Linked DNA regions of Mus musculus: region 1 is linked to region 2. Evidence: chromatin loops called from intact Hi-C (ENCODE). Cell type or tissue: left cerebral cortex. All regions are shown on one strand. Each heading gives the region's core, and the rest is flanking DNA. Links, peaks and the distances in the headings are about the cores only. Region 1 holds the start of Itgb8 (integrin beta 8). Region 2 overlaps Itgb8 (integrin beta 8).

What was found. Hi-C counts contacts between places; a loop is a spot of excess contacts. Peaks named below come from ENCODE experiments on the same cell type or tissue, not always from the same donor. Only the 100,000 strongest peaks of a DNase experiment are listed, where the experiment ranks them.
Region 1: a loop joins it to region 2, with 4 times the contacts of the local background. A loop is called at or near these places in 5 of 42 quality-filtered maps.

What each region holds. Positions count from the first base shown.
Region 1 is chr12:119,229,382-119,245,524 of GRCm38, forward strand. Itgb8 (integrin beta 8) reads right to left here and starts at 8,895. Exons shown (of 14, transcript NM_177290.3): 1 at 8,291-8,895. The coding sequence starts at 8,417. In left cerebral cortex, for the core only: no CTCF peak of the experiment used is centred there; DNase peaks (open chromatin) are centred at 8,749, 9,070, 9,468 and 10,095; H3K4me3 peaks cover 2,500 bases; H3K27ac peaks cover 2,206 bases.
Region 2 is chr12:119,160,347-119,176,489 of GRCm38, forward strand. Itgb8 (integrin beta 8) reads right to left here. Exons shown (of 14, transcript NM_177290.3): 9 at 12,940-13,074; 10 at 10,301-10,703; 11 at 7,653-7,878; 12 at 6,409-6,515; 13 at 2,991-3,154; 14 at 2,457-2,893. The coding sequence ends at 2,771. Among named protein-coding and RNA genes, the nearest start is that of Itgb8, 70 kb to the right of the region's middle. In left cerebral cortex, for the core only: a CTCF peak has its summit at 9,618 (motif pointing right); DNase peaks (open chromatin) are centred at 9,698 and 9,934.

The DNA.
Region 1 (16,143 bases), core at 7,662-10,161, 68 kb after region 2:
CTGGATGCCATTTTTACTTTCACTACAGTTTTCTTTGGCTGGAAATTATGCTGATTTACTGACTGTGAAAGTCAAAATAAGGTGACATCAACTCTGATTAGTGAAGTGAAAAGTAGTTCCTTTACTCCTTGAAAACAGTGTGGTGCTATCTACTACACATTCATTCTCTTATTAGGAAATAAAAGGTAAAACTAATTTAAGAATATTTGTACACCGGCTCTCACAGGCATGCTATTTGCAAGAGGGAAGAACCCAGTTCATGTCTTCGATTTTACTGCAAGTAGAAAAATATAAAAGACTTCTGTACTTTACTCTGGTACTATCCTTGTCTGCCCCACTCTCCAATAATATTTTAACTATTAGGCAAGTCTGCTGTAACTTTTCAAGGCCAAGGCCAGAATACAAACAACACCAGGCATAACAAAGCCAAGTATTTAATACTTGCAAACTAGAATAAGAAATCATTAAATCAAAGGAGTTCACTGTGGTTTAGATATAAAACATTCCTTTAAGACTCACATGCTACCGGCTTGGTACTTAATGCAACAGTCCAGAGGTAAGAGTCTGAGTAGTGATCAGATCATGAGCATGCTAATCTTATCAATGGATTAACCATGGAAGAATTCCTATCTGAACAGACCTTTTGGAGACAGAGCCTATTTAAGGAGGAAGTAGGTCACTTGTCCTTAAAGAAAGGCAGATCTTGTTTTTGTCTATGGTCAAGAGCATGCTCCCTCACCCCAGTCTCTTCTTTCTCCCCCATCTCACTCTTCGTTCTGGTTACTATGAAGTGAGCATTCTCTGCCAAAGATTCCCATTGCCCTAGTAGCCTGCCCAGGGTGTCTAAAGAGATAAAGGTGGGAACATCTGAAGTCTGAAGACAAATCACACTTCCCTCCTTACAGTTTATTTCTCAGGTGTTTTGTTAATTAAACTCTTAACAAATGAATTTTGACTTCTGGTTGGGAACATGGCAGTGTATGAAGCTCTCAAACCTCTAGCTCAGGGTCAGTCTTTTCCCTCCCAGCTCTAGAATCATTCTGCAATGCAAAGAGGCAGTCATTTACCTGCACAAAAACTGCAGCTTGTGTGTCTAAGCTCTGTCTTGTTCCTCTGGCATCCAGCCATATTTGGCTGTTTGTCTTGGATTTGACACAGTAAGAAGGCCCAGAAAGCAGCTAGGTCAAGAATTTTAGAAACAATCTAGAAGTGACTGACAGACAAGGGTACCCTCCATGGGTCCATTCATGCCAGATTGGGGAGTAACCAGAAGAGGATACAAGGAGGTCTCACAAGGTCAGGGAGGATCTCCACTCCCCTGTAGATGGCAGTCAATGATGATGATTCAGAGTGCTGAGTCAAACTCAGCTCTAAATTCTGTTTCCATCACTTATTAGCTAAGTAAGAGAACTTTCAGAAGTTATTTGGTAACTTCCCCTAGCACAGAGAACTGGAACAATAAGGAAATAGTAGATTTTCACATCACATGCTTAGGAGGCCTCCTGGCCTGTAGAAATACTTCTCAAAGCTTAACCATTCTTATTCTTTTAACTCTAAAGCTCAGTGTAGTGCTTTTCATGACCTCAGAGGCTTAAGAAAAGCCATACAGTGGTAATGTAGATGAGAATAATTTGTCTATTTATTGCTTTTTTTGTGTGCTGTAAATGAAGTAGTTTTTAAAGCCAGCACCAAGAGGGAATGGGTAGACTTACTTTTCATACTTATCTTACCAACCATGCTAAGAAGCGTGTGAGAACTAATTAAGGAAGAACAAATTTACGGAGTTAAGATTCAATAATTCAGAGTCTTAGCTTTTGATGTTGGTAAAGATCTGCTGCAAAGGTCCAGAGACTGCTTGCTGGGGTAGACTTGGAAAGTCAAAACAAGCAACTCCACTTTTAGAAACAACTCTTATTCTGTAGGCTCATATAAGGGTCGGAGTTGAGTGGGGATCAGGCACTAATGTGTAAGGAACTAACTTACTTTACAACTGTTCACTGTTCTTACATTATTCAAGGTGATTTATTCCAAATGATTTATTGGACCTATTGTGCCAGGCTCTGAAGACAGAATCAGCAGTCATAGTGTATCCTGTCAAAAGGATGAATGAGGATGGAGGCAGAGGCCATTCTGGAAGGGATCTGTATGCCACCCAACTGAGGAGCCTCAAGGCAATGAGGATCCAAGGCAGGAGCCCTTTTTGTGACAGGTCATTCAGGCTTTCTCTACCTACTGAGCTTACTAGATCCATATAGACAAAAATCTCCATTTTGAGAAACATCTTAAGAATCCCCATTATCATTTAATTATTCTATTCAGTATCAATCTCCATTTTACTTTTATCTTACCTGTATCAACCTCTTATCTATTGCCTTGTTACTGTCTCATTCAAAACATTTTTTCCCCACATAGAACTATGTGAGGATTTTATTATCTTTAAAAGCAAAAGAAAATTTTATTATAGTTATCAATTTAAAAATCCTAACATCTATCTCCTGTCACATTTTCCCTGAGAAACTAAACTGAAGAATGTATTAAGCTAAGAAGAAAAAAAGAAAGAAAACACCAAAGAAAAGGTGATATATGCGTGTGACCCTGGACTGTGAGTTTGAGAGCTTCATACACTGCCAAGTTCCCAACCAGAAAATCATTAACAGCCAATGGAACATCCAGGTTAGTAACTAAGCATTGATGAGCCAAAATTGATATAAACATATGAAATGATGTAGAACTTCAGCTGCTGTAGCAGTTAGAAGCATACCTAGGCCGAAGTTGGTTAATAATCTGACCACATCATAGATCTGTTCCTATAAGTAATTTCTGTTTGCTTTGTTTGTTTGCTTTATGCTTTTTCTCAGTGTAACAGCCCTGACTGTCCTGGACTCAATTTGTAGACAAGGCTGGCCTCGAAATCACAAAGATCTGCCTGCCTCTTCTTCCCCAATGCTAGTATTAAGGGCATAAACTACAACACCTGGCCTTTCTATATGTACTTTTGATTGACCTTAGAGGCTCATTCTTTTTCTTCTTGCTGACACATTGGAAAGCTAAGGGACCACAAGGAAGCATATTTTACCACAGGGTGTTCCCCACTAAGCCACCTGTTTTTCCCCCTACATGAGAAACCTTTCCACAGTGAGGTATACGTGAGACAAGCTGGGAATAACGGAGCTTCCCCAGGAGGCGTGTTTTGAAGCCACCCATGATTCTAAAATCCAAATCCTATCTTTGTGATTGCTTTGCACAGTCAACAGGGTCCTATATTACTCATGCTATGGTGGTGGCCCAAACTCCCAATGTGACAGAGACATGTTTATATAATACCCAGAAAGTTCTTTAAGGAATTGTTAAGCTATATAAAGGAATTCAAATCTGGCTCTCCCTTATACTGACTATGTGTTGTACACACTGTTCATCTCTTGTGCATCAACTCCCTCTTTTCAAAAGCAGAGGTATAAATCCACTTTTCTCACAGTGTTGTTCTGAAGATTTAATGAATACATTGAATTATTTATAAAATGGGATGGAAGAGAAATAAGCTCAAATGACAAACATATCTTTAAGAATACAATGTTTAAAGATTTTAATTGAGTGACAATATTCAGCTTCAAATAGTCAAATAAATTATTATAAAATGTAAGGGATTTTTCCTATGGTTTATTTTAATGATACAGCTAGTATGAATTCAGAGGATGTATTTCTTATAAAATTGGAGAGCCTTCACAAGACCTCATAGTCTTCTGCTGACCAAACTTGTCAACCATCAATTTGCACTGCAACAGAAGCTAGAGTTTTGAGAACAAGGAAGACTGAACAAATATAGGAACATTAGGGGAAAGTTGTTTGGTTATTCAATGGATGAACAAAAGATGATATCCTCATTCCAGTCTGGAAAGGTAAAACTCAAGTAAATAATAAGAGGTTTATACCAGTTGTTATAGAGTTATCATAACAGGAACAAGCTAAACTCTGCAATGACTGGAGATGCCAGACAATAGGCTCCATCAGGGAAGATGGGTGGGCATCTCTTCTTGACAAACCCAAACAAAGGCTCACCAAAGGCAAATAGTTTGCTGATTGCAAAAAAACTACAGAGGGACAGAGCTTATTTGTTAAAGTTTGAAAATCTTAGATTAAAATAGAACCTTATACTTCTGTGGTTCACAAAAGGATCCAAGGGAGCCTGTCTGTGAGCAAGGTGAGGAATTTAAAAACAGGTTATTTATCCCTGTCTATACCAGATTCAGTCATTAGAAGTTCAAAAGTCTGTAAATGTAAAGAACAAAGACAATATTATCTCACATGCTGTGTTTTCTGCAAGAAACTTTTATTTAAAATAGTAGTATATAAAAATTGGAAAGATAATTTAGTGTTTATATAATGATATTTCTAAATTCCCATAAACATCCAAGTGGAGTAGAAACTATCATACTTATCTTGATTGCCTATCCTAATCTTATTTGAAACTTTCCCTTTCTTTTATGAACTGTATCTGTTGCCCCTTCTTGGCTTATTCTGATGCCAACTAACTTGTAGTTCTGCATAATAAAGACATAATTAGCTTGGCAGGCATATATATTCACAAGTAAATAATATATCTTCCAAACTTAAGCATACATTGAAAAGTGATCAGCTGGCAAATGTATTCTAAGAAATTCTGCTCTCTGGTCAGTTGTCCTCACTTTTAAGTCTGATCTACCAAGAATCTGACTCACCAGTGACTGAACTAACAGAATGTGAAAGGGGCAAGTTTGAGAGAGAAAATTAGGCATTTGGTTTTGAATATATAGGGATCAATTTTGTCTTTAGACACACAATAGGGAATAGACAATTTGCATTCTCCTCTGCAGAGCCAATAAGAAGTCAAGATTGGAGATAGACATCTGCATGGTATCATCATAAAAACACAACTTAAAACACCAAGGCTAGATCAATTCACTTCGGTCTCTGTATTGATAAGGAAGAGAAATGAGGACAGAACTCCAGAGCCACTGCTGTTATTGGAGTTCATTGAACAAACAAGAATCAAAACCAGTGTTGGAGAAAGCAGTTAATCCAGGAGATCATAGATCTTAAAAGCTAACTGTTGGGTGGCCAGTACCAACTTCCTAATTGATGAAAGGTCTAGTAGATGATAACTAAGGATTAGATAACAGATTTGACAATCAGTCACCAAATCTGAGTTGAGCAGAACCTCCACATGGTAAATAAAGCTTTCCACAAGCTCTCAGTATTGTGAGATGAAATAAGCTTGAAACTCTTTCAAAGCACTTACAGTAGAAGGACATTTTTGAAATCATATCAGCTACTTGTTTTCACATGTAAGGCAAGCATGGATGACTTTTAAACAGACCCCAAAGTGTCTTTGTCACCTAAAGACAGAATTACTACATACACATTGTATGAAAGTGACATAGAAGACTAGCTAAAGAATTTTGGAGGCTAGTGAGATGGCTCAGTGGTTAACATGCTTGCATAGCTAGATCTCCAGAAGCCCACATATAGATGTCCAGTTGGCATGTTAATTGCTTATAATTCTAGACTTGGGAAATGGGAACAGAATCCTCAGAAACAATCTGGCTAACAAGACTAGCCACATCAGTGAATTCTGGTTTTGACTGAGAGACTCTGCTTCAATGAATAAGGTAAAAGAGCAATGTAGTATGGTTTCGACATCAACCTCAGGCCTCCAAATGCATATTCATCCACATGCATTCATACCCACGCATATATGCACCCCCCACATGCAAAATCATTGCTGTGCATTCATGCATACATGAGTGCGTGCGCACACACACTCACTCTCTCACACACACACACACACTAAAACTGAGGATATTCAGAGAATACTTGATATGATGAAATCTATTTCAGGGAAAGTCATACTGTTGTCACAAAGCAAAGCTCATTCTGTAGATTGGTTGTAATGGAAAAAGTACAATAGCTAAATAAAAAGAAAATGAAATCTCATTGCAATAATAGCTACCATTTGTTAAAGAAATTGTGAGTTTTGAGATGTATCATTTTTCTATTGCTATGTAATTGGGTGACAAATTAGTTTTAATCTTTTAAAATTAGCAAGTGTAGAAATAAAATGTTGCTGCAATAACTCTTCAATATTAACTATTTTTTATTTAATGGAAAAACATTAGTGACCAGCTTTTTAATGTTGGCATTGATGATTTCAATTGTCTTCAGTCTCCATTAGTTTTTGCAAAGGAAAATTAAAAGGAACTAGAGTGATGTCTACATCAGAAATCTTTGCATCTCATTCATAATATACTCTACCCACAGTATTCAGCCACCTTCAACTCTCTCTGCTCACACTACTATAAGTCTAATGTACATTTGTATAAATTGTTCTTTAAAAATAAAACTGAAGTGATATATAGCTATAGTCTTCTTACTATGGCTTTATTGCCCTCAGCATCTTCTTGGTGTAAACTACTGGGCATGGGAACAAGATTTCCTTTGTAACCGATACCTAAATTTCTATTCTGCTTTAAGCATTTAATTTGCACAGTAAGACCTGTAATTTAAGACTTGTAGCTGTATCACAAAGTACAGCTGTTTATAGTGATCTCTAATTTGCTGAGTAGTACTGGCTATAATTTTTTTTTCATGTTTTAAACTACCATGCAAGTCATTATACATCAGAAGCTTTTGTATATTGACAGGGACTGGGAAAAGGATGCCTTGTTTTGATTTCAGATAAGCATTCACTTTTCAGGTCAGCAGGTGCAAGGCAGCCCATTCATAATACTTGCTTCAAATCAATAATAGTCACTGGATGGAAATATCTTGCTGGTACACAGGAACTTGACTTATCTCTACAAGCACAATGAACTTTTAAAAACCTTTGTTATTAGCAAAGATTAAAGGTGAGTGAGACTTTCTTTGGAACAAAATATATTCTGTTGACATAAGTTTTGGTCAGTTTATTGGTGCGAATGTTTACTAAATCTAGGAGAACACTTTATTTACTGACATAGGGTGGAATTAAGCTCAGTGGAAAATCTGCTGTGGCAAACACATGTTCCATTCAAAAGATACTTGATAAGGAGTGTGACTCTTTCCTTTGTATTAGGTTTCATTTATTTTGAAATCTCAAAGTCTCAAAATAACTACAAAATGAAAGTTGACTCTAGTTTGTCCTGTTTGATACAACTAGGAAAATCTCACCCAAAACTAATGCTAGACAACTATATATGCAATAATTAGAAGAAATTGCCTGGGCTTCTCTATTATAAACTTTTACATATAAGTATTTACTTTAGTTAACTTCAGGAAGAAAGCCAGCACACCAATTTAAAGTAAAGGACTAAATTTCAGTTTTACAACAGAAGTGAGGCTATTAATTAAAACTCCTTTAAGGTTGAGAGACTACAGTAAGTCTCTAATAAAATTTAAGGGATTAGTAACCCGAAGGGAAAAGTAAGTAAGTAAGTAAATAAATAAATAAATAAATAAGGCAATGGTAACTCCATCTGCAAAAAAAAAAAAAAAAAACATTTGGCCTCTATGGTAAATTTAATCCTTAGATTGTTATTATTACTTATTCTGTTTCATGAGTCACCAAGAATACAATGCTAACATGTTAAAGTGCCAAGCCCCCTCTCATGCACTGTCTGACTAGAAATGACTTGGGAAAGGTAGGCATCTATATCTGTTTTACAGATGAAGACAATAAAAGTTTATAGAGAGGTGACCTCTTGGTAACAGAGACCAAACTTAGGGGACAGATCATTTAGCCACAATAATTTAACAATCCCACCCCTCCGCAGGGCAGTGGCTTAAACCATGAATGGATATTCCTCAAGGGCATTAATTCATTCAAGCTGAATGTTATGGCAGAAGAAACTTGTTCTTTCTTAGACCAATAAATGAAAGACTCTTTCCTTTTATAAACCATCTTAGCCACAGGCTCTTAGTGGATGATGCTCCACCCCTAAGGTGAAAAGTTGGGGAATACAGACTATATAGTGATATCCTCAGGAAATACTGGAACCCCCAAACTGCATTCTGTAAGTACAACAGACTCTTTCCCAAACTTCAACTCAAATAAACTTTTCCCAGCACTGTGGACTATTGCTGTCACTTAGGGGTGAAAATGCCTGATACCTGGCTTCTTTATGGAGAACTTTGTTACACACCTGCCCTCCTGAAGTCTCAGCAGGACTGACCAGGACTGACATCTTCCACTTACCTGTCAGGGATGCCCAGGCCATAAGCTCTCAATACCAGCCCAAGACTTTGGGAGAAGGGAAGAAAACAAAGTAAAATAACTTACCACTTTGGCCCAGTCCGAGAACAAGTGAAAATACCCAGGCTGCCCCAAGAACCAAGGCTGGACCTCGCTGGCAGTTGTGCAGAGAGAGCAGTGCAGCAGTCAGAAAAGCCAGGGCCGAGCCGCACATAATGCAAAGCAGCCCGCCCGGTGCCTACTGCCTAGTTGCTTTCCTGATGCGCTCTCCCGACTTGAGAGCGCACCTTGAGGCCCGTGGGCTGCGAGTCCCTAGGACCTTTTCGACAGGCCGGGTTGGCCGACCCAGTTGCTCTCAGTAGGCGATACAGGTATTCGGTCCAGGGCAGCTCTCTGCATCTCAGGGCCCTTAAGGCCCTCCCAGCTCCGCACGGCGGGGCTTGCAGTCTCAACAAAAAGCACCTCCTTGGACAGCCGATGGCCCGCGGGGGCGAAGCAAGTACGGGCTCCACAGTCCGCTCCCAGACAAAGAAAAGAGCTTTTGTTTCTCCCCAGCCGATGGGGCTCTGCTGCATAAATCAGCTTAGCGAAGAGCCAAACACAATCAAACCCAAACAAAGCCTGAGGCTGGGGGGAAAACCACCCTAATGTAATTCACAGGGTGATGCTGCTTTAGTGGGAGGGGACGGCTAGAAGGCCAAGGGGGTGGGGGAGTTGCTGGCGCATCAGTCGGTGCTAGCTTCTTCCACAGGTGGGCAGGGAGGCCAACTCCACTTAGTCGCAGCTAGCAGAGGTTCAGGCGGCAGCGTTCCGATTGGCGGGAGAGGAGACACGGGTGCCAGCAGCTTGGGGAAGCAGCTCCGCGAGCTCCCTAGAAGCTCCTGTCTGCACTCGCGGGCAACCAACAAGGCATCCCAGTTGCTTACTGGGCTAGAAGGGGATGTTCCATGCACCTCGCTGGGAGGGAGCTGCGTACCCTTGTCCTTTCTCGGACTCTGTCGGCTCAGGCGTCTGGCCACCCAGAACCCTGGCAGCTGATGCGTTCTGGGATGAGAGGGAAGAGAGGCAGGCGATGGGCAGGGATGGGGTGATCTAGTTCTGTGGTCCCCCGTGGGGGCTCCCAGCTTTCGGGTGGCTGGGCGTGCTCCGAGCTGAGAGTTGCTAGGAAACCTCCCCACGCTACAGTGCTCCTTGCTTGGGTCGCCAGCAAGCGCAGTGGCGGCCCAGGACAGCAGCAGCAGCAGAAGCAGCAAACAGCTCCAGCTCGGAGTAGCGTGGGCGGGACATTGGTGAGGCATGAAGTCACCGCGGCCCACACTCGCTCTTTGTTTTGCTCACTCCAGCTCTTTTTTCTCCCCCCTCGAATCTAATAGTTGCCATTCCCATCGTTCTCAAGAATTCCTGGTGCGTAGTGGCGCAACAGGAATCGCATGCTGAGTTCTCTTTTCTCTCACCCCCTCGCCCCCCAATTCTGAGTTCCAACGCTTCCATAACGGTATAGGTGGAAAACTTCTCGCAGCTCGAGTGGCAGCATGAACCCCAACATTTCATCCTCTTGCCGCGTGCTCCTTTGTTCAGGAATCCTTACTGGCCCGCAGCTGCTGAATACAAAGTAGATTTCGGGGGCCTCTCCCCTCCCCCAACACTGCTCTCAGAGTATTCACTGCCCGCTTTCCTTGCAGCCTTAAGACCTTGCCCTGTGTCTGATCCCAAATCTGTCTGAGGTCTTCCCAGACTTTGGAGATTTAGACAAGATGTATTCTACTGTCAGATATATTTCGTTGTTCCTTTTGTAGACCCTCAGCCCTGAAAGGGGCAGCCTAGCTTTTTCCCAGGGTCTGTTTGTGGTTCTTTGGCCTTTTGTTGGTTACAATGGATCTTTTGACCTTAAACGCCACCTTCTCAGTAAAAGGAAACAAGAAGTTGCAGATGGCAGCAGAAGAGTGAATGAATACAAGCTTGCAATTCAGTTTTGCAGTTTTGGGTGAGGCTAAAGCGTTGCTAAACTGGACAGCCAAGGAAGTAGTAGCATTGCCTCTCCAGGTCTTGTCAGCGCCCTCGACACCTTAAGGAGAAGGAAGAAACACAGTTCTCTAGGTTTGGGAAAGAGCTCCTTTTCTAATTTGATACTGGAGACCTTGGCTCCTAGTTTCCCCTAGAGCCCAATAATTTTCATTGTATTGAAGTTCAGTTCGACTTTTTTTTACTAGTGGCTTACACAACACCACTTTTTTCAGGCATCAGACCCAGTCCAGCCAGGTCAAGGTGAACTATAGGGGATTTTTTTCTCCTTAATTGTTTCCGGCTTCTTATTTGGAGTAAAGAAAACAAGTAGGAGGTCCCACCAACCCTCCTCTTTAAAAAACTTCTTTCTGTTTTCTAATTGTTGACAGTGAATGGAAAGTACCTGGTTAATAAACCACAACATCAAAAACTCCCCTTTCTTCAGGTGTGGACTGTACATTGGACTAACAGTAAAGCCAGGAACCTAGTTAGTAAAGTGCCCTAGATCTGTTAAGGAGGATCATTTGTGAAGCTAAGGGGGCAATCCATACTTCAACGACTGATGTCAGTCAACACAACTCCAAGCCACTGTACTTCATTTTCAAATTTTCATTCTTTGGTTTTTCAAATTTCTTCCTGGATATCTTCATTGAGATGTAGCTACTGTAAAGTAGCTGAGATAGGTTGGAACAAAAACATAGCATAGTGAAGATATGGTTAGAGCCACTTCAGCTGGGAAGTGTGTTTATTTTCTTGAAATTATGTGACAAACCTAGGCAATGCAGCAACCCTTGAGGCATTGCAAAGCTCTGACAAAGATAACAAGTTAATCTCAATAGCATCCAGTCTGCCTTGTGAAATTACTGATACATTAATGTTTCAGTCAACCTGCTTTTACATCAGAAATGACAGTTACAATACTAAATGAGACAGAAGCTTATACAATAAGAATGGATGAAATTTTGTGAAACTGCTAAAGTATATAATTTTATATTGTTAGGTGTTCATATACTTTACATCTGAACTCAAACCTACTGTGTGAAAAGATAAAACAATGAAATAAATTTGTTTCGGAAAGGTTGAAAGTCATTCAAAAGACAGCCATTTCTGGCCACGAAATACATGCCAGAGTTTGGGGGTAGACTGCAGTTGGTAAATGTCACACAAGCATGAGGTCTTGAATTTGGATCCCCACAACCTACATAAAAAGCTTGGCATGGGACCCCCTTCCCCGAGCTCCAGAGGACCAGACGGATTTCCAAAGCTCATTGACCAGACAGCTGAATCCATTAGTTCCAGGTTGAATGAAAGAGCTTGTCTTAAAAAACCAAAAAAACAAAAGCAAAAGATGGATTGAAATTGAGAAAAGCATCCAATAAGAGAAATCGAGAAAAGTGTTCAGAGTCAACCTCTACCCACTGTCCACAGGCATGCACTCACATATGCATATATATGCCATGATACATGTTTATTGGCACACTGACAAGTTGCCTCAGTTTTGTTTCCTGTTGCTGTCATATAAATACTTTCACGAGATCAACCTAAGAAAAGGTTTGCTAGTCTCTCAATTGAAGGTGACAGTCCATTATTTCAAGGAAAAATCAAGTTGACAGAAACTTCAAAGAGCAAATCACTCAGGGCAAGCAATACCCAGGGTCCCCTCTCCTTTCATTCACTCCAGGCCAGAACATGAAAAGGTGCTGCCTACATCCAGGGGGAGCCTTTCCACATCAATGAACCCAATTAAGAAAATCCCTCTCAGACAAAGCCAATGAAGAGAATCCCTCATTCTGACTCCTTTCTCAAGTGAATCTAGATAGTGTCAAGCTGACAAAATGAACAACCACCACACAAGTACATACACAACACAGGTACCACTATGCATTCATCCAAAACTCCCCAATGCCAATTCTTAAAGGTTATTGAACAATCACAGCATTATTTGCCACTAATTTTCTGTTGGAAAGAGAGTATAATTCTGGTTATCAAAATAAAAATAAAATAATGTGCTAGACAATAGACTGTGAGCCTATAGATATGAGGAAGACATCTGAACATTTTTGGTTATGAAAATATAATTACTCCTGAAATTCTGCAGTTCATCCTTGAGTTTTCTTATAATAAATGTAACAAATAACCTAGGGACAAAAGGTGTACTTGTATTGAGTAAATGTCACTGGCTACATAACTTATAATTTCTCTTGTAAAAAAAAGGGGGGGCATGATACTATAAAGAAATACAGTATTATCTCCATTGTTACCTGAAGTTTAACAAAGAAAAATGTTCAAGATGATGACTAATTCCTGTTTTCTATCATGTTTCTCGCTTTGACATTTCTGATAGCTAATTTTTCATCATTTTCAGTAATGAGAGCAAATTAAAGTCATAGATAGTCTAAAATAAGATTCTAGCTATTCATTCCAGCCTTTGAACCATTAGACTCTTTGAGTTGTTAATAAGTCATAAAATTAGATGACTTAAGCTTCTACCCTACTCCTTTAACCTTAATTTCTTGCCAATGCAGTTTATGGTGAGCATGAATAAGCTGTGTGGGTAGTAGGAATAACAGACACATCTGAAAGACTTTTATTGAGTATGTAAATGTGAAACTGATTTTTTTTCCAAATGACTTATTTCATACTTGCATCCACAGCTATATTAACATTTCAAAAATATGTCTTTTGATGTTGAGGCTAGAGCTACTGGATAGATTTTTAGGGTATCATCATAAGTCTATAAACTTCTCTCAGCTACAGCTCATAAGAGATGAAAATGATCTAAAAATTGGACTATGTCATGAAAATGATCATGTCTAGGTGATTTTTCTGAGTAAGCACATGAAGCATTGAAAAATACTGCTCTCTAGTCTATTTTGTTATTGGGTGAACTAAAGAGTATCTAACACATAATCATCATAAATTATTAACAAACTTATTCTTTCTCTGTTCCAGGAGATTTTGAATTAGTGGGTTTTGTATACAGCCCAGCAACCATCTCAGTAAGCTCTTAGAATGGTTTTTCTATTCTCATGACTATTGAATCCCATCGATAATGGCTAAATAAAGACTTCTCAAAATTGTCATCAATAGAAACAAAGTCTATTAGGTGCAGTTTTAAGACACACACACACAGAAAGAGAGAGAGAGAGAGAGAGAGAGAGAGAGAGAGAGAGAAGAATGGAACTAGTATCATATAAAGGTAGATGGCAGATGATTAAGGTTATGAACTGCTATTATTTTCTGAAACAAGATCCCATGATTAAGCTTAGAAAACATTCAGTTAAATGGCTAAGTTCTTCCCTAGAGAAATTTCCAGAAACTAGAGTAGGCCACCGTTTATTTGATTTTGAAAACTCTTTATTTTGGGACCAGCATACATGTATACTGCTCAGTTGTTCTCCTTGTACAAATGTAGAAATTAAACCCAACCAGGCAAAGAGAATAGCTTTATTTCTTTAAGAATTCTTGGGCATGCAAGAATCAGAGCTCTGATTTTCTTGGACCACCACACATTAATGATAACTTTTGATTTCAAGTAATAGAATAGTACTGTAAATGTTATAAGCTTTTATTAATTTTTTTAATGGGAAGAAGTTGGGAGCTCACAGAATTAGCATAAGGCTGGGAAAACAGGATTGAATAAGGCCACAGAACAGAGGCGACATTGGCCGATTGTCTTAATTAGGGCCTCTACTGCTGTGAAGAGATATCATTAATGACCATGGCGACTCTAAAAACATTTAAGTGGGGTTGGCTTACAGTTCAGAGGTTTAATCATAATGGCAAGTAACAAGATGGCATAAAGACAGACATGGTGCTGGAGAGTTAGCAGAGAGTTCTATATCTGGATCTGAAGGCAGTATGAAAAGAGAATGAGCCACTGGGCCTGACTTGAATATTTAAAAAGCCCATCTACCAGTGACATACTTCATTCAACAAGACCACATCTCATAATAGTGCCACTCCCTATGAGCCTGTGGGGGCCATTTTCATTCAAAGGACTACATCTAGAAGTGTCTAACTCACAAGAGTTTGAATCACCCCATCATTTGTAAATCAATTGCTGAAGATTTAGAATCAAATTTCTAACTTTCAGAATTTCTGTTATACATCATTGCACTGGAACACTGGAAGTGGAGAAGAGAAGGGGGAGCTACTGCTGTTGGATTCCTCTGTGGAAAATATGTTAGTTTGGAATATTTTATCTGTGCACAGTCTTATTCCAGCTTCCTCTTATCCTTTTATTTTTCTCTTTTTTTCAGCATGCAGCAAAGTGATGCTTACTTAGCCTTCAATTCATTTTTATGGGAATTCTAGAAATGCAAAGATGTTTGAATACATGTCTAAATTTTGAGAAATTCTATATTGGCTCAAGCCTATAGCAGGTGCTACCAGGGTTGCCTCTTGTCTCATCCAGCTAACCATATGCTTGGAATGCTGGTGAATTGATACTGTCTTAACTGCAACTGATTGTGTGGGAGCAAGGTGTAAATACTTCAGTTCCCTGTCCTGTGAATGGAATCATGTGGGACCTATGTTCTACAGTATTTTTGGAATAGTTTTCAAAAATAATTTTCTATATCATAGGTTAATAAAAATAAAATAAAATATTAGAATAATAGATGTCACCAAAATTTCAAATTGTTATATGTGGGAACTAAAAAGAGAGCCCGGGGGAAGAGAGGGAAGGGAAAAGGCCCATGCCCCACCAGAGTTTCCCTATTCTCTGGTCAGTAAGGCATGGGAGGGCTGCTACCTACCCTTTCCACTCATCCCTGGGTGTGCATTCCTCTATTCCAATCTTCAGGGAGTGGCCAAGGGGCAGCCCAACCAGGGGACCCCGGAGCTACCTTGCAAAACCTGGGGGTTATAGGAGAGAGGGATGAGGGAAGAGGTTCCCAACACTCACCAGTGTGCAGCGGATCTTGATGGAGCAGAGACTCTCTATGGTTTAAGAGCTTTATTATAGAAATGCAGGGAGAAAGAGAGAAGGGAGAAAGAGAGAGAGAGAGAGAGAGAGAGAGAGAGAGAGAGAGAGAGAGAGAGAGAATAGGCTAGAGAGAAAGAGTAAGAGAGCAGAGAGAGGAGAGGAGAGGAGAGGAGAGGAGAGGAGAGGAGAGGAGAGGAGAGGAGAGGAGAGGAGAGGAGAGGAGAGGACAAAGAGAGAGGGGAGAGGGTGAGAGAGAGGGGAGAGGGTGAGAGAGAGAAGGGTAAGAGGGAGACAAGTAAGAGAGTAAGAAGTAAAAGAACAAGGTGGGACTGAACACCCCTTTTTATGGTCTTTACTGTTGCTAGGTAACTGGAGAGGAGTTTAGCCTGAAAGTCAGAAGCTTGGGCCATTGCCTATGTGACTACTGACAATGCTTCTCTTGTGGGGGTTGTGGGGGGTGGTAACTTAGGCAGGGGCCAGAGTTCCAGGAGCATAAGGGAATGCCTACCATGCCATGAAAGTGAATTATAACCATTGGGGTTCAGACCTCAGCTCAACTGGAGACCAGCCTGCAAGTCCCCACAGCTGTATAAGTTTCTGAAGACTTTCAGTCTCTAAATGTTCTTCCCAAACAACAAAGAATAGTCTTTCAGGCCATTCTGAAACAGGAGAAGGAACGTATATCATATCACAATTTGAACAACACTGAGTATGTTTCACCTAAACTCCCCCAGGAAAATAAACTGTAGTAGATCAGCACATTTCAGGAGCGTCTCCTCCCTCATTTCTCCACTGTTCCCTTGTCTCAAGGGACAACTAGCATAACATCAGTGATGAACATAATTGAGACTCTGAACATGAAAATTTGCATTCTATTCTTTTCTATCTATAAAGTAGCCACAACAAAAATTACAAGAACTTTAGAATATAAAATGTCCAATTGGAAGCTGCTACTTAGTAGCTAATGGATGGGCAAATTATTTATTTTCCCCATGCCTCAATTTAC
Region 2 (16,143 bases), core at 8,656-11,155:
TGAAAACTTTGCCCCCAGAGATACCTAGTTTGTTTTTGTTATTTTTATAAACTAAGTTAAATTGAACATGTCTCTTAGAGAATGGATATGGCTTAATAAATAGTAGAAAATACCTAAAAAATTGTATCAAATGTTTATAAATACATGTTTACTGCAGTGTAAAAAAATGTCTCAGAAGAAATAACTTGTATATAGTTGCTTATGTAGTGGAAATATGGGACAGTTTTGAATAATTACACACCAGGGAACAAAATGCTGACAGGCCAAAAAAATTATCACTCGTTATTCATTTTGCTAACAATTTAAAATTCAATTAATTGCATTTACTATCAACAACTCAAATAACTCATGTGATCATAGCATTTGAAAATAGTCTAAAATACATAAATTATTTAATCTAAGAATACCCTGTTTCCCCTTACTGTTAATTAATTCTACCTAGTAAATATTAATTCTCTTCTCACAAACTATTAAACAGAACAATTATTCAAGTAAAATATAAGCCCTACAATCTTTTAAAAATTAGCTTTTTAAGTTAACAAAAAGAAGAGAAAGAAAGGCTACAAGACATTCCACATGTAAGTACATATTATCATCCAGCACTGAATTCTTGGCAAGGAAATTCATCTTTCCCATGGCAACAGCCTTGGTCAGTCTTAAAATTAGTGCAAACTAGTGAGGGCCTAAAAATGTACAAATCATTTTTTTTCAAGGCTTCTCTTTGATTATGCTCTTTTGCTCATTTCATGTGGAAATCATTGTTCATAAACACTGCTCACTTTTGAGTTGCTAGCATTTAATTAATGGATATCTTCCTTTGGGAGGAGGGACTGCCAAGCATCCATTAATATGTATATTTATAAAAGGACCCTATTCTGAGCAGCAAAGTAGGATTTTCACATCAGCTTTAGTGAGCACAGTTTCTTTAGGTGCAGTCACAGTATTTTGACAATGCCCATCTCAACTTGAGTAAACACTCAAGTCAAGAGCATTGTCATAGCTCTGCTAAGGGACACATCATGTTTTCTGACTAGAGAATAATTTACAGGCGTTCCAGCCCCCAGAGTATAATACCTAATAGAGGCTAGTGTTCATCGACATGCTAATATCTAATAACTTTCAAGTGCTGGAGAGCAGCAAACTGAGGAGAGACACTCTTTAGATTCCTCTGTTTTCACAGGTAAGACACTTGCTACACAAAGGACAGTTAGAATTTAGAATCCAAGTCACGAGCCTCTGGATCAAAGCATGGCCAGCTCCAAGAGGCTTGTTCTTGTAGTCACTGTGGAGGGAAGGGCTGCACCAAAGCCTTATCAGAAGGTGGCTAATGGGGAAAACTAGAAGCTGCTTATGCACAGTACCCTTTTCTACTTTGCATTGAAATATTCTCAAGAAAAATATTCAAGACTTGAATAAATCGTATTTTAAATTTTGCCATGGATGTTTTACAGATTCAAGAGGTAGAGTATTATTGTCCAATGCTGTCCTGTAATTGGAAGGCAGCTCTTCTCTGGTATTGTCACTTTCTCCGCGTCTGTGTTTTGTAAAATCGTTTTAATTTTCTGAGCCTCCATTTCCTGGCTAACAAAAAGGGGAGATTAGCTTGTTTCCAGGATATTACCCTCATGTGTCCAATTTTATACCTTTGTGAATTCTTATGAGTAGGGTTGGGATTCAAGGAATGCCCTTAGGGAACACAGGAGGGCAAGAATAATATAGCTTTCCATTTGAAAACTGTTGACATCATCTTGGAGTAAAAATCAAGAGAACACACTCAGAAAAGAGGGTACTCTGCTCGAAGCAGTTTTGTAGACACCTTTTGGATTTCGGGCTACAGGTCAGATCAATGACAGAGTGAAACAATCCATCCAGTTTGACAGGTAAGAATATATAAACTATCTTCAGACAAAGAAGCTATGGACTTAGATGACCTTAGACACCTTACAGTGACCCTTATTAACATTCAGCTTTAAAACCAGTATTCTAGTAAAGTGACATTGTCATATAGGTTCTATGGCAGTAGTAACTTAGCACTTATTTAATCCAGTCATTTGTGACATTATAAACTTATTCCAAAGGAAGAAAAACAGAATTTAAATGCAAAAAGGAGAAGATGTTGGAGTCAAAATCCATTTTGGAAAAGAGAAGAAAGCAGATTTGTACATGCACAAAGCCACGCAGCTTCAAAGGAGAAGAAAACAGACCCGTGCATGCACAAAACTGCACAGCTTCAAAAGCAACACCGCTTAGATTAAAGTTCATCTGTTCACCCAAACTGAAATGAAAGCCTAACCCTTACTCAGCTGGTTGTACACAGCTCGACAATGCCAATTGCCGGGTGTGGTTGACTGCTTTCAACTACTCCTGGATGCTTTTCATCAGCAGGTTGTACAGAAGGATCACCAGTCTGTGGTGGTGACACCCTGCAACCTGCTCCATAGCCTCGTGTTTGTCTGTGAAGCTCAGGGCTGACAGGTACCTGTAAAGTGTAATCAGTGCTTTCCCAGATGATCTACATTCTACGCTGATCTAAATAAGTTATATATTACAATAAAGTGCTACAACACTAGTCTCCAACAGTAGTAAGACACATAGTTCACTGAAAACTTCAGCAGCTGAGTGAGTCATATGGTTGTGAAGACACTTGCCAGTCTTCATGGCACACTCTTCAATATAATTTGTCTTCTCCTGTGACTTTATATTATACTTGCTAGAATAAATTGTAAAACCATCCAGCTTCCAACAGTTTTTGTTTGTTTGTTAATCTTATTTAGAAGTTGCACCTGAAGGCCTCCTGAGCATTTAGTTTGCTGATATCCATTTTTATTTCCTCAGGCTTTTCTCGTCGGTAGGTTACAGCTCTCGTGCAAACACTTTGCAGAATCAGTTTATCCTTGATGGAGAAGAAATATTAGGATTAGTAACAGAGCTGAGTGTTAGAAGTGCACAGTCACATATAATTAATATAATTGTCCTCCGAGTTCACCAACCTTTTTAGAAGCAGACATTCTATAATCTGATGAGGACTTTATTTTATTATTATTCCATTGTAGTATCACTTGTCTAATGATAAGAACTTTAAGCAACCCGATCAAGAATGTGACTATGAATATGATGAAAAATATTCGCAGATAGCTTGGGCCAGATAAACATTCTGCAAGAAAGGAGACAAGTTAATGGGTTAAAATTTTTTTTAAAGTAAACCAAAGTTTTCTGTCAAATAAATATAGTTTACATTCTTATAATAAAAGCAGGTTTCTTTACAAGTCTCTATTTTCACAATAGGAGGTTGACATTACTGATTACTCAAAACAGTGAACCCTTCTTTGGAGAATATTCACAATTAAAATATTTCATTTTTTTGTAGCTTGCTATGTCAAAATTTCTTACCCATATGTAAGTTTGTTTAGAACAGTGACTGAGAGAGCTATAGTGGTGTGTACAGTTCAGTACTATGTGGAAAACATGATTTAAAAAGGATATTGAGCAGCCCCAAGCATTCAGCATGTGTTTTTCCTTTTATGCTTTCTCCTCCTTTATTGCTCAGCAGTAATGGAAAATAAAGTAAACATCTGCAGAAGCAAACTCAGTACTACTCTAATAGGGAAATAAATATTTTCTCTAAACCCTGGTGTAAGATTTCATTATTATTAGACATCATGACTCTGAGAAGTAGGAGTGTTGCATCTTGGACAATACCCAAATCTCTCGTCTCACTTTTTACTAATTAACTTCACTAATCTAGTCTGTTTGCCTCCACAAATTCATTATGTGTTCTTCCTCGAACAATAATCACTTGCTGAAGAAAGAAAAGCCATGTTAGGAGAGGGAAAATGCTAGACCTTTGTTTTAGAACCAGATCTCTGGCAAACTCTCACTGGAAAAATTTGTATAAGCTCTGTGCTTGCCTGAGGTCTACTCTAGTCTCTGAGGAATATGGTTGCACAATAGTGGGTATTCCACAGAGCTCACAAGCTGCCCCAGATTCATAAAACACTTCCTGGACTGAAGCATGTGTTTCTCCACCCATTTTGCACGCTTCAGGGACCTGGTCTGAATGCTGCAGTTGCCTAGGAAAGAGCATCTAGAGAGAGGATGTGCCAAGGCCATGAGCATAGTAGCATCCAGTCATAGCTGATTCTGGCTCCAAAGCTCAATGCTAACCCAGCATGCCTCTTAAATGAGGCAAGGTTTCAATAATGGGGGCAAGAGATCTTCTACAACTAGGTGGACTTAATAGAGACCATTGTTTGTGATTGGTGACAAAAGACTTTGTGGAGTTAAAAAACACGCCCATTCCTATTCATTGAAATGGGAACATCAGATGCCAGTATGGTACAATGCTTCCTTGTTAAAGATATTATGAGTACAGAATACAAAGTGTGTGTCCAAAGGTGGTGCTATTTGATCTTTTACAGCTTCTTTCCTTCAGGTTAGTGACCCTCATAGCTTATGTCCTGACAGATTGTGATATCCCTTGGCTGACTTAGTCTACTCCATCAGCTAAGCCAATCCTTAGAGGGGCACGTGGCTTGATCCCTATCCTGGCTTTTTGCCTGATGGGAGCTTAGCCAGAGAGACTGAAAGAAGACCCTGTAAGAGTGGTTGAGTGGACAAATAATTAAGGTGCCTAACAAATGCTCTTTTCCTTTCCTTGCATAATAGTTGTTAAGGGGAGGGAAGTCTTGTAGTTTGATACATTTCAGAAATATTATGAATGTGTTAGCCAGAGGACCCGTTGAGGGTTCAAGTCTGTATTCATTTTTCCCCAATGTTGTTATGATGATCCAACATTTGCCTCTGGTCATGCTTTTCTTAGCTGAGGTCAGGCTAGGTCTTTTTCTAAGGAGTTTTAAGGGAACACTGTTTGCAACAACACTTAAGTCAGAGTAGTGTTTACTTAACTTAATTAATGATATGTAGGGGCCCTCTTTATTAGAAAGGCACTTGGCTTTCTGGAGAGATTGCTGCAGCCTGAGCTGGCAGCACATGGGACTCTTTTCTGAGCCAAATTCACTGTGGGCTAAGGGAATGAAATATGGGAAACTAAGATGTGCAGGACATTTCTACTTTGCTATTTCTCCGGGGCTGGGTTTTCTATTTGTTGAAATAGTAGAATCAAAATGAACGTTTCCAAAGATCTGACTGTAAGTATAGCTTGTATTTCACAGGTGGTTTTACAGCTTAGACCTGTGCAAAGTGTTTTGAGTTCTTTTGGGAGTGCTCCAGTAAATTTTTGTTTAAAAGTAGTTTTTGAGCATAGCTCTCACATCTTTCCCATTATACATCCTCTTTGATTTGAGGTACTAAACATACCTTTTATTCAATACACTTTTTATCCTCTATTTTGTACATGAGATATAGGCCCACAGAAATTTTGCAGAAGTGCTTACATTTCTTACTTTACTATATTTTAGACCAAGGTTTTTAGCTTAAAAGCAACACATTCTTTCCACTGTGTCAAATTCAGAATTATCCACCTCAAAGTTGTTGTTTTTTTCTTTTCACTTTTCTCTTTTTCTTTTTCTTTTTTTTCCCTTTTAATAGGAAGAATTTTACATAGCTCAGGATGGCCTTGAACTCCCCATGTATCTGAGGCTGACCTTGAACTTCTGATCTCTGGGTACCAACTCCCAAGTTCTCATATGTCACCTGATGCCTAGTTTCATGTGGTGCTGGGAATTGCACACAGGCTTTACCTATGCCAGGCAAGTGCTCTACCAACAGAGCTACACCTCAGACTCATAAGATGTGCAGGACATTTCTACTCTGCTATTTCTCCAGGGCTGGGTTTTCTATTTGTTGAAATAGTAGAATCAAAAGGAACGTTTCCAAAGATCTGACTGCAAGTATAGCTTGTATTTCACAGGTGGTTTTACAGCTTAGATCTTAGGTATACTACAACAGCAGATGATCACTTAAAATTTTAGTGTTTTACCTGAAACAGGAGAATAAAGTTTTTGTAGATATGTGAAGAGTGAGCAGAAGAAACAAATTTAGGTTATATAGGGAAACCATAGCTCCTGAGCTCTTAGTGACATTATTCTACACAGTGAACTTATATTTTTGGCTCATGTAAGTCCTTCTAGATAATTCATTTTCTTGGTCCTTGGTGGAGGCAGGCAGCACATAGAGCCTGTGCGAATGAGCAGGGAGGTGTCACCACCTAAGTATTTCTCTTTGGGAGATTAAAAAATGGATTACTGATTCAGTTTAATACTGTATATACATATTAGAACAGGGTGTGTTTTTGTTTCTGTTTCTTTGTTTATATCTGTGACACAGTGATAGAGTTGTTTTAAAAAGGAATCCAATAATTTACAATGGAATCAATATGAAGCCACTGTTCCTTCTTTCAGGAATAAGGTACATGGTAACTCCTTGCCCCAGGAGTCTCCTCAGACTTACCTGATGTTTGGTCCATGCGATGCTGTTCCATGACAGCACAGGAGGATTTACACTGATCAAGGGCAGCCTGAGACAGATTGTGAGGGTGAAGGCACTGCAGACAATTCCTGTTCAAGGAACATGAAAGGATTACTACTTTAAAAAGTCAATAGACTGAATATTCCTAACCCTAACCCTGTGAAAAATAAATAACCAATGGACAAATTTTGAACCCATTAGCAAAGCATGGTGGCCAAAGCCAATAATCCCAGATACATGAAGTCTGAGGCAGGAGGATGATATGGCCTAGGAATGCCTGATCTACAGAGTAAATTCAAGGTCATCATGAGTAAAACAATGCCTGTAAAGTAAAATAAAATTATAGTAAATAATGATAATAATAATATAATAAGTAGGATATGTTGCTTTTTAGAGTACTTGCACAGTTCAACTCAATTGAATCCATGAGCCTGGATTCAATCCTCACTAGCAAATAAATAACTAAACCCCACCATTATATTAAAATGCTATATTTCTAAACGATTTAAATAACTATGTATATTTCTAAAATTCTTACTTGCATTAGTGATCTGAGAAAGTATGTTTTAAAATTTTAAGCAAGCAAGCTGGAGGCACACTGACATTTATACAAGTGCTCTATGAGCAAGTCTCAGATTGTTAGTGAAAAATATTTTTACACAAAACAATATTTTTTGTTATGCAACACATGACTTTCCATTTATGCATCCCCTAAGTGCTTTATAGCACTATAATTCTTTATGTTAAATATTAAGATATTTAATCTAGTTATAATGAGTCACATTTATTCACTGACTGCCATGTACCAAGTACAAAAATTTTATTTTAGTTAACTTTACAAATATCACTTGATTCTTTCACAATTAACTAGAGGCACAGAGAATTTTAACAAATTATTTTACATTGCACAGCTAAATAGTAATAAGTAGGTTAACTGGCAACCTCTGTTTTCAGGAAAGCATTTTCTTAAAAAAACCAACCAAACAGAGTAGTGACTTTATATAGATTTGTTCTGATTATTCCAATGCAACTTACTAGCCAAAATTAGGAATTCCAGTACCCAATTCTTAAAGTTTCCCACTCAGGATTGTTTTTTTAACTTTTTAATCATCATTTTTGTATGCTAGTAACTAAGAATCCAGCAACTAAGATGAAAGAAGGCAGAATGAAGAGCAAAACCAGCTGTCAGCCAGGATTGCTTTGTTCATTTGGAGACAGAATCATACCAGTTTTCACTGCAGGAGAGATGGCAGGTTGGGCAGTGCTCACAGAGACGGCCAATGCTTCTGGGATCAGTACACTCACACCTGCCACACACGCAGGTGCCTCTCCCGCTGCAAACTTGGCCCTTGGAGTTGACACAGTGCTGTGCTGAGGCTGATGGGCACTGACACCGATCTCCTTCCCAGCCACTAAAGCACTGGCATCTGCCACCTTCACACTCCCCATGCCCTGCAACAGAGACACACTTGGATCAAGGTCACCAGGCCTACAGAGTTGGTAATGTCTCCCCCATTTTCATGAAACATGCAACAGTCTGGTGAGTGGAAACAGCATTAGTTTTGACAAGTCAGTACCAGAATTAAGAAGTGTTTTAAACACTGTTCTATTGTAAGTATATTTCTCCTACTAATATGTAATGCTAACATGTACAAAGAAAGCCCCTACTTTGGTGGCTGACCAACTGCTTAAATGCCAATTTGCTTTCAAGTTTTAAATTAGAAACAGATAAATATTGTGAAACCATAAGGGCTGACTTCAAATCAGCAAAGTAAGAGCATTTGGTCAATGCCTGCCACAGTCTTCCCTCTTCACTGTTGCTAGGGGCTCAGGAGAATTTTGCAGGGTGATGGGGCAAACATTCTAACACTTCTCTGTGTTCAGGCATGGTTAAAGATAGGTCTTGTGAGAAGCAGAAACAATTCCCCTTATTCTCAGAACACTAAGCAAGAGGTTAGCATCCTTAGAACACTATCCAGAACACTGTATTAGCAGGGCAGGCTTAGTCTGTTCTATGTAGGCCGAACAATGGAAAAGACAAAGGCATGTGTGCATGCCTGAGGGGCATTTATTTGCAGACAATTAACTTGAGAAAATCTTGTTTACACACTAATAAATGGATTTTAGACTATAAGAAGTGTCCAAAATTTAATATGGTAATGTGAAGTAGAAGTCTTCAAAAGGAGGTACACTGTATGTTTTATACATTTTCAAGCTTATCCAACTATAGACCAAACACCCTTCCTTTTCTTTCCTCTTTTTCACTTTATCTCCTAGTATTCCTTTCTTCCTCCTCCCTCCCCTCTATTCCCAACCCCCCCCCCCTGTCTCTTCTCTCCCTCTCTCCCTCTTCCTTCTCTTATTGCTGAATACCTAACAGGTTAATTGTCCCATAGAGCCTACTGCTGGTTCAGCTCAATTTGCTAAGTGTAAAACTAATGAGGTCCAGGCAAACAAATGTCGAACACATCCCATTTCCTGATGTAGCTAGCACGCTGAATCCCAGCCAGCTGACCTGTGAATATGAGTTTTCATTCCCAAGGGAAAGTGGTAGGGAAAAATGCATGTCAACTTGCACTCACACAAGCAATTCAAAGCACATCGTCAGTTGCCTCTGTGTGCATTGGGTGTGTGGTCAAAATCATGTAGACAGGGTCAATATATTGAGATTATGCAGCAGAACCTCAGATTCTAAATGTATATGATAGACAGTTCTACTGACCAATGCCAGAAATGTCATTCTCTTCTTCCCTGTAAAATATTTATTTCCCCTATAAAATATATTAGGCAACTGTGGGTTTATTCTGAAGTAATCTTCCTTCCTAACAATAATTCTAGTTACAACTAAATAAATGTCTAGAACACAGAGTATTTTACATATGTAAGAGAATAAAAAGACAACTTATAATAATGTTTTCCTGTAACTTAAAACAAGCTTTCTACTTATCCATGAATAGTTACATTTTATGGGCTTTCATTTCCATACAGTTATAACAATGAAATATTTCCATTTCCCAATAACTTAACACATATTTTGTTACTAACATGCACATACAAAAAAGAGATCTTTATGATAAGTAAACTTACCCTTTCATGGAGAAATGATCAAGGAATTCAAATGACAGGTAGTTTAATTTATTTTAAAGTTACGTTTTTGTTTTAATTTTCAAAGGCTGCATAAGTTTTTCTGGACTGTAACCAGTAGGTGGCAGTGAACTAAATTAGCCAAAAGTAATCTTGATATTTTTATCTTATCCTATTTCATTGCAAAATCTGGTCTGTGTGTGGCCAGAAGGACAAAACTTCTGAATTACTTAACAATCCACTTCTCTCTGAAGAATGTATTCCTTTGTCCAGTCTGTGACTGGTGGCTTTCCAAAAATAAATTGGTGAGGTTTGAATGACTTCGAACATACAATTCTATCTACAATAGTTCTTTAAACATTTTCCAGTGAGTGGAATTATATTTTTATATCTCACTTCCCCTCATCCTGACAGAAACAAAATCCTCTGCAAGCAGGAGGTGGACCATGTGCTGGAATGAATCAGACCCTTATAGAATACCCGCCATTCTTCTAGAAAACCACATCGGCAATCACCAGTAACTTCCTTTTCTTGTGTAAATCTTTCCAAGATCAAGGGACACATGAGATTCATATTTCATTTTAGGTTTTGAATTTTTTAAAATAGCAGCCACAGTACTCAAGCTAAAAATATAAACATGATCTTGCCATGACCTAATTTCACAGACTATGAGGCTTTGAACTTTGATTTTGGGTTAAGTGGCAGTACCTCATCACATCAGATTTAAAGATACACTAATATATATGCCAATATCGTTATGAATTCTAACTGCCTGTGTATATCAACTCACCAGCACACACATCCCCATGGAGATAGGGACAGGAGAAGTCATCCTTCTCACAGTACTGGCCATACACTCTTCCTAGCTTGGTTTTGTGACATAAACATTTCCCACAGATGCAAACACCTCGGCCACTGCAGACAGGTTGATCCTCCTGTGGCTTGCAAGTTTCAGAAGGAAACTGGTCTTCATCAAAATGACATCTGCTGTCATCACACTGTGGACACTTGGGGTCTGGGGCAGCTTCCGCACACTGTCCTTTGAGTCCTCTGTGGTTCTCACACTGGCAACTGCAGCTTCTGTGTATGTGGACTTTAGTGGTTTCATTGAAACCAATAGGCTTGATTATTGCATAGTTTTTTCCTCCCATGATATCACATGTTTTCATCACAACAGTTACATTGAAAAGAACCTAAATTTCAAAGGAAAATAGAAATATCTTTATATCCTTGGATACTGTAAACAGTATATCAAGTAATGATATTTAAATCAATGGTGAACATCTTAGAGATACCAACAATATTTATAAATCACATGTGCATGCAATCTAATATGTAAGTACATAATTGCCACTTAATTCCATTTTTGCCTAACTGATTAATTAGAATTAAAGGAAGTAACAATTGCTAATGGCCTGTAAATCACCATGTGTCCATTTGTCCTCAGGTGTCTGTCACCTTAGGTAACTGATTTCATGGACAACTGCTGAATCAATGTTCTATTTTCTGAATTGGACATATGAGGTTAGTGAACAATTGGCATTAGGAACCAATAAACCTAAGTAAATGGTTTCTTATCTTCTGGGTCAGAACCCTGATTTAGTCATATGGGCAATTTTATTTATTTGTATTTTACTTTTTAGAGGCTCAAGGTAAAGACCAAGAGATGATCTTTAGTATATACATATACAGTTTTTCAGTGGAGGAAAACACAACCCCATCTCTGATGTTACTTGAGAAAGAGGCTCAGGACTTATTCTCCAGCTTCAAGACCTCACACCAAAGTCACTTGTTACTGTGGGGTCATCCCAGAACTAAAGAATGGACTAGTAGCAAGGAGTGGTTTGTTTGTTTGTTTGTTTGTTTGTTTTTCCCTCTAGAACAACAGTTTATTTGCCTGAAAATTTTTCCTTGTTCTTTAATTTCTTGTTATTTATAATATGGTTGATTTAATATCTATATTTTCTGACTTCAGCTTCAGGTGCTTTGGAAAATCGGGAAGCTTATATATACATACAGTTATATATGAGTTCACTACAGTAATTAAATTCCAACATTAAAATAATGGATGCTGGGCTTTTAAATTGGAAATTATGTAGCATGAAATAAAAGATCTATATTTAGGCATCCATGTACAAGACATTTTATTTAAATGTGTCACATTAAAATCAGTGTGGTTGGAGTCAGTTTGTGCTCAAATTGTTTTTGCCTCTAAGAATTTTAAGGATACACAGATGTGTAGGATGAGTGGCCACTGCTATTAAAACTAGTATAATAAAACAGACCTTCTAAAGTTGAAGGCTGGTTGACTCCTCGTGGGAGACAAGCTGTTTATAGTTGAAAGGAGCATAGTCAAAGAAAGAAAAAATTAAGGAAGGTAAATCATTGTTATATATTTGAGTCTTTAAAGACTCACTTTGTTTTTAAGAATTTAGCCTTTTATTTTTTTTACAAAAATTTACAAAAACTTTTCTGTAGCAGAAATCAAATGTATCTTATATAAACTAGTATATGATCGTTTTTGAATGATATCCAAGGAAAAATTATAGAGGAAACTACTGAATTAGAGGCTTAGGATAATTAATTAAAGATACACAGCTTGTGGGCACAATCACACTACCCACAGCTTCTAATGTTCCTATGAGGAAAAAAAATTTAAGTGTTTTCTTTGAATTAATTTTAGAACTTTAGGATTTTGCATTTGAAAAATTCTTCCCAATACAGGATAGAGTAATAAAACTACAGAACCTTAGAACAAGAAAGAGGAAAGAATCAAAAATTTCTCTGTACCAGTTCATTCAGGTACAGCTGAAGTAAGAGATACTGAAGAAGTGACACCCTACCCAGCCCCTGCTGAGAACATGATGTAGTCTATTCTGGCAGTTCTTGGAGAATAACCATTTCATCTGGTCTTGGAGTTCTCTTGGACTCTCAACTCTTTCTAGTTATTATATAAATGGTATCATCCCTCTGATTTGACTGATTTTAACAAATTTCTTCATCTCCTTTTCCTGGACATCACAAGATGAAAGATTTTGGAATTCGTAGCTTTTATATACTGTACCATCCTTTCATACTCTGAGAATGAACAGATTTGAAACAATAAAGGCTTTGTCACTATTACATCTACAGATACTACTTGCTTGGAAGGATGTTATTTTTTTATTAGGCAAAACCTCTCAGAAAATATATTACTACTAAGTATTTAATAAGTACTTAACACAATACATATTTATTTTAACTTGAAAGTTTGAGAGAAGTCAATTATGTATAGACGTAACTTTAAGAAGAAACAGGAAGGCTCATTTAAAGTTGAAACAATATTCTAATAGTAGCAATGTTTTTAAAGTAATTTTTTTTTTTGTTTTTTTTTTTTAAGAAAGCACACCAAAAAATTGTCTTAAACAAGAAAAACATACTGCCACATACTTCGTCATTGCTTGTCACGTTTCCACACCCACTTATGCCTGGCTTTCTGGCCCCATCTGGACAGATGGCAGTGATGTTAAAATGGACACCGTGTACCTGGTTTTCCAGCTGCACTTTTACTTCTGAGATAATCTTCTGCAGAGACATCAATTTTTAATTACACTGAAGTAGTTTCTAGTATAAGCGACAAAGCAGACTTATAATCATTATGCCATCCTGGATTTAATATTTAACTTTAATCAAAGTCTACATCTGGGAAATGAATAAAATGGTAGCTTCTCACAACAGCTCAATTATATTTAAAACATATGAAATACTAAATGATCAGCTGTTTTAAATAGTTGATTTTTCCACATATCTATGATCACAAATTTAAAACCCTATAGAAATACCTCTCTTATCCAGTGTGGCAAAGATAATTTTTCAAATTCATACTGATGATATTTAATGATGAAGTTTAAAGAAACATTCTCATAGCTGATGAATTCTGACAATTTACAGCAGGAAACATGGTTTTGGCAAAAATGAAACTTGAATTTCAAATGATTTTGACTATCATGAAACGTTAAGTGTTTTATAAATACATAGTTGAAACAGTTTTGTGGGGGTGGCATTTCTAAACTGACTGTGCATAGGAATCACTGGTGAAACACTGTTGTACAAGTTTCTCTAAGATGGGCTTACGGATTTTATCATCTCTATGCTTGCTTGCATCCATGATGTTTGCCTTAATTCTAAAGCAGGGCTTCATATAGGGTACAGTACCATGAATTAATTTACACAGTCATTCATTAAATGACTCACTCATTAAACATCTACTGCTTGATGTCAAGTATTGGGCACACACTAAGGCCTTCCATCACAATATTACAGTTCCAAAGGATCCAACTACTTTAAATATATCTTTTAAATATGTGTGCATTTGGTCATATACATCTGAGCCTGGCACATGCAAAAATCCTGATTTTAAACTTATAAAGAAAAATAACAGTGATGTGAAATATGTGGCTATGAAAGGAGAATGGGTTGTACCCTGGAGGAAAAGACTTAGACAGGCTTCCAATGTTTTAGTTAAAGTAACTTTACTCCTTCAACAATAGCTTTGATATGAGATGAGTTTTTACTGATGAATAATTGATTATGAAATTCTGATAGCATGTCCTCAAAAGAAGATGCTTTCCTCAAGTTCATGAATATTATTCAAGTAGGTGAAACCACACACACACACACACACACACACACACACTTACTTTTCTCTCCCCCAAGAGTTCATATACTGCAAGTAATTCTGGCAAGCTAGAAGAACCTTACAAAGGTGTAATCTAATTTGGATATGCATTGGTTTCTTTGGTCAGTACATGTCTCCCATAGCAGCACATTAGCCACACTTGCAGTTCCTCTAAGTTCTCAAACCACTTATGTCTTTGAAGTATTGTATGAAGAAATTTTTCTACAATATTTTCTGTCCTTTGCTTTGCAAGTCAAGGTTCTGGGGAACTATTAAACTTCTTTACTCTCTGAGAGGTGCTAGGACAGATGCTATTCATGTCTAAGAGTTGTTGGGAAAGACCCCATTTTTTTTTCTGGATGCATAATACTTCAATGAATTATGAATTGTCTCTGTTGGGATTTTAATAATACAATTTTGAAACTGTATTATTCTTTAAAAAGAATTTTGAAGACATAGACACATAAAAATAGTAGTAATCGAATCTCAAGGAGATTAACTTAGCCAAAATAAGTTTTTGTTGTGTTAACTATTATTCTTTCACTGCAAGGCTGCATGGAACCACAGTAGGCTAACAGGTATGTGACTACATACCTGCACAAGGCAAAGAACATAAGGCCAAATAGTGCTGTCTGCTTTTACTGTTTGAGACAAAGTCTCACTCATAGCTTACTGCCTCACTTTTTTTAAAACACAAAGATTTTTAAAAAGCTAGATGTGGTGGTACATGCTTATCATTCTAGGACCCAGGAGGAGGCTGAGGCAGCAGTATCAAGATTCTAAGGCTAAACTGGGCTTATGAAACAAACAAACAATACAATAGAATAGAATAGAAGCCAATTTATATACTTCAGGTTAATAAAACAGATACACTGTAGTAATTAAAAGGACTAATTGCATAAACTCCCTTTTCATTTGGATGACTCTTAAGAACAAACTATGGATAGAAATGAAGTATGGGTATGTTTTGCTTTTCTTGATATAAAATTCCATGAATCTAACATTTGAAAAAAAAACACATATGAATGTTTTGTCTGTATGTATGTAAGCAAATGCAGTGCTGATATAGGCTAGAAAAGGGTGATGACAGATCTCTTGAAACTATAGTTCATAGACATCGTTCTGATCCACCATGTGGGTGCTGGGAACTGAATCTCCATTCTCTCGAAGAACAGCAAGTACTCTTAGTTACTGAGCTGTCTCTCCAGTCCTAGGATTTAATATTATTTTTATGGTAGTAAAAGATTTAATTTAAGATATTTGTGTTCATTTAATTCTCTGTAGTTTTCAGACAGTAAAAAGTTTTCTGCAGAAACAAATCTATCAAGATTTATTTTCTTTAAAGAAGAATACATTTAAACAATTTCTTCATTTTCTGCCCTATGTCTGTTTCCCACCTTCCTCTTTGAACCCAAGTTTCAAGCAGGTGCGGCCTGAAGACAGTTAACAAAGCTGCCTATGGGGTTCACAGCTCTGTGGCTCAGGCAACAATAATTCTAAATGTCAGGCAACCAGGCAGGCAGAAAATCTGGAGAAGCCAGGCCTTATAACTGGCCAATAAGTCCATGGGAGAATAAAGCATAGTTTTTAACACCTATTTAAAAAAAAATCAAAGGACAAAAGATAAACAGGCCGTACAGCTGGAAGCAGCTGAGGCATAGAGTAGCACCTGGAATTTCATCCTGCTGCCTGTTTATTAGCTGTGTGGACCGTGGTCAATACTTTTCTGTTCCTAAATATACAATGGGGCTACTAATTGCTGCCCAATAGAGCAGGTGTGTGGATTGAGTGAAGTCATGTATGGAAAATGACTGGCATGAAAAGAAAAGTCAGTATTAGCAAAGTTTACTAAAGCCTTTTAATGCAGACATGATCCAGTTTGAGAGACCAGATGTTCCCTTAAAACTTCTTGCATCTATTCTCTACAGGACTGATGACAACATATAACCAATGGTCCAAGAAAACATCTGGGAAAG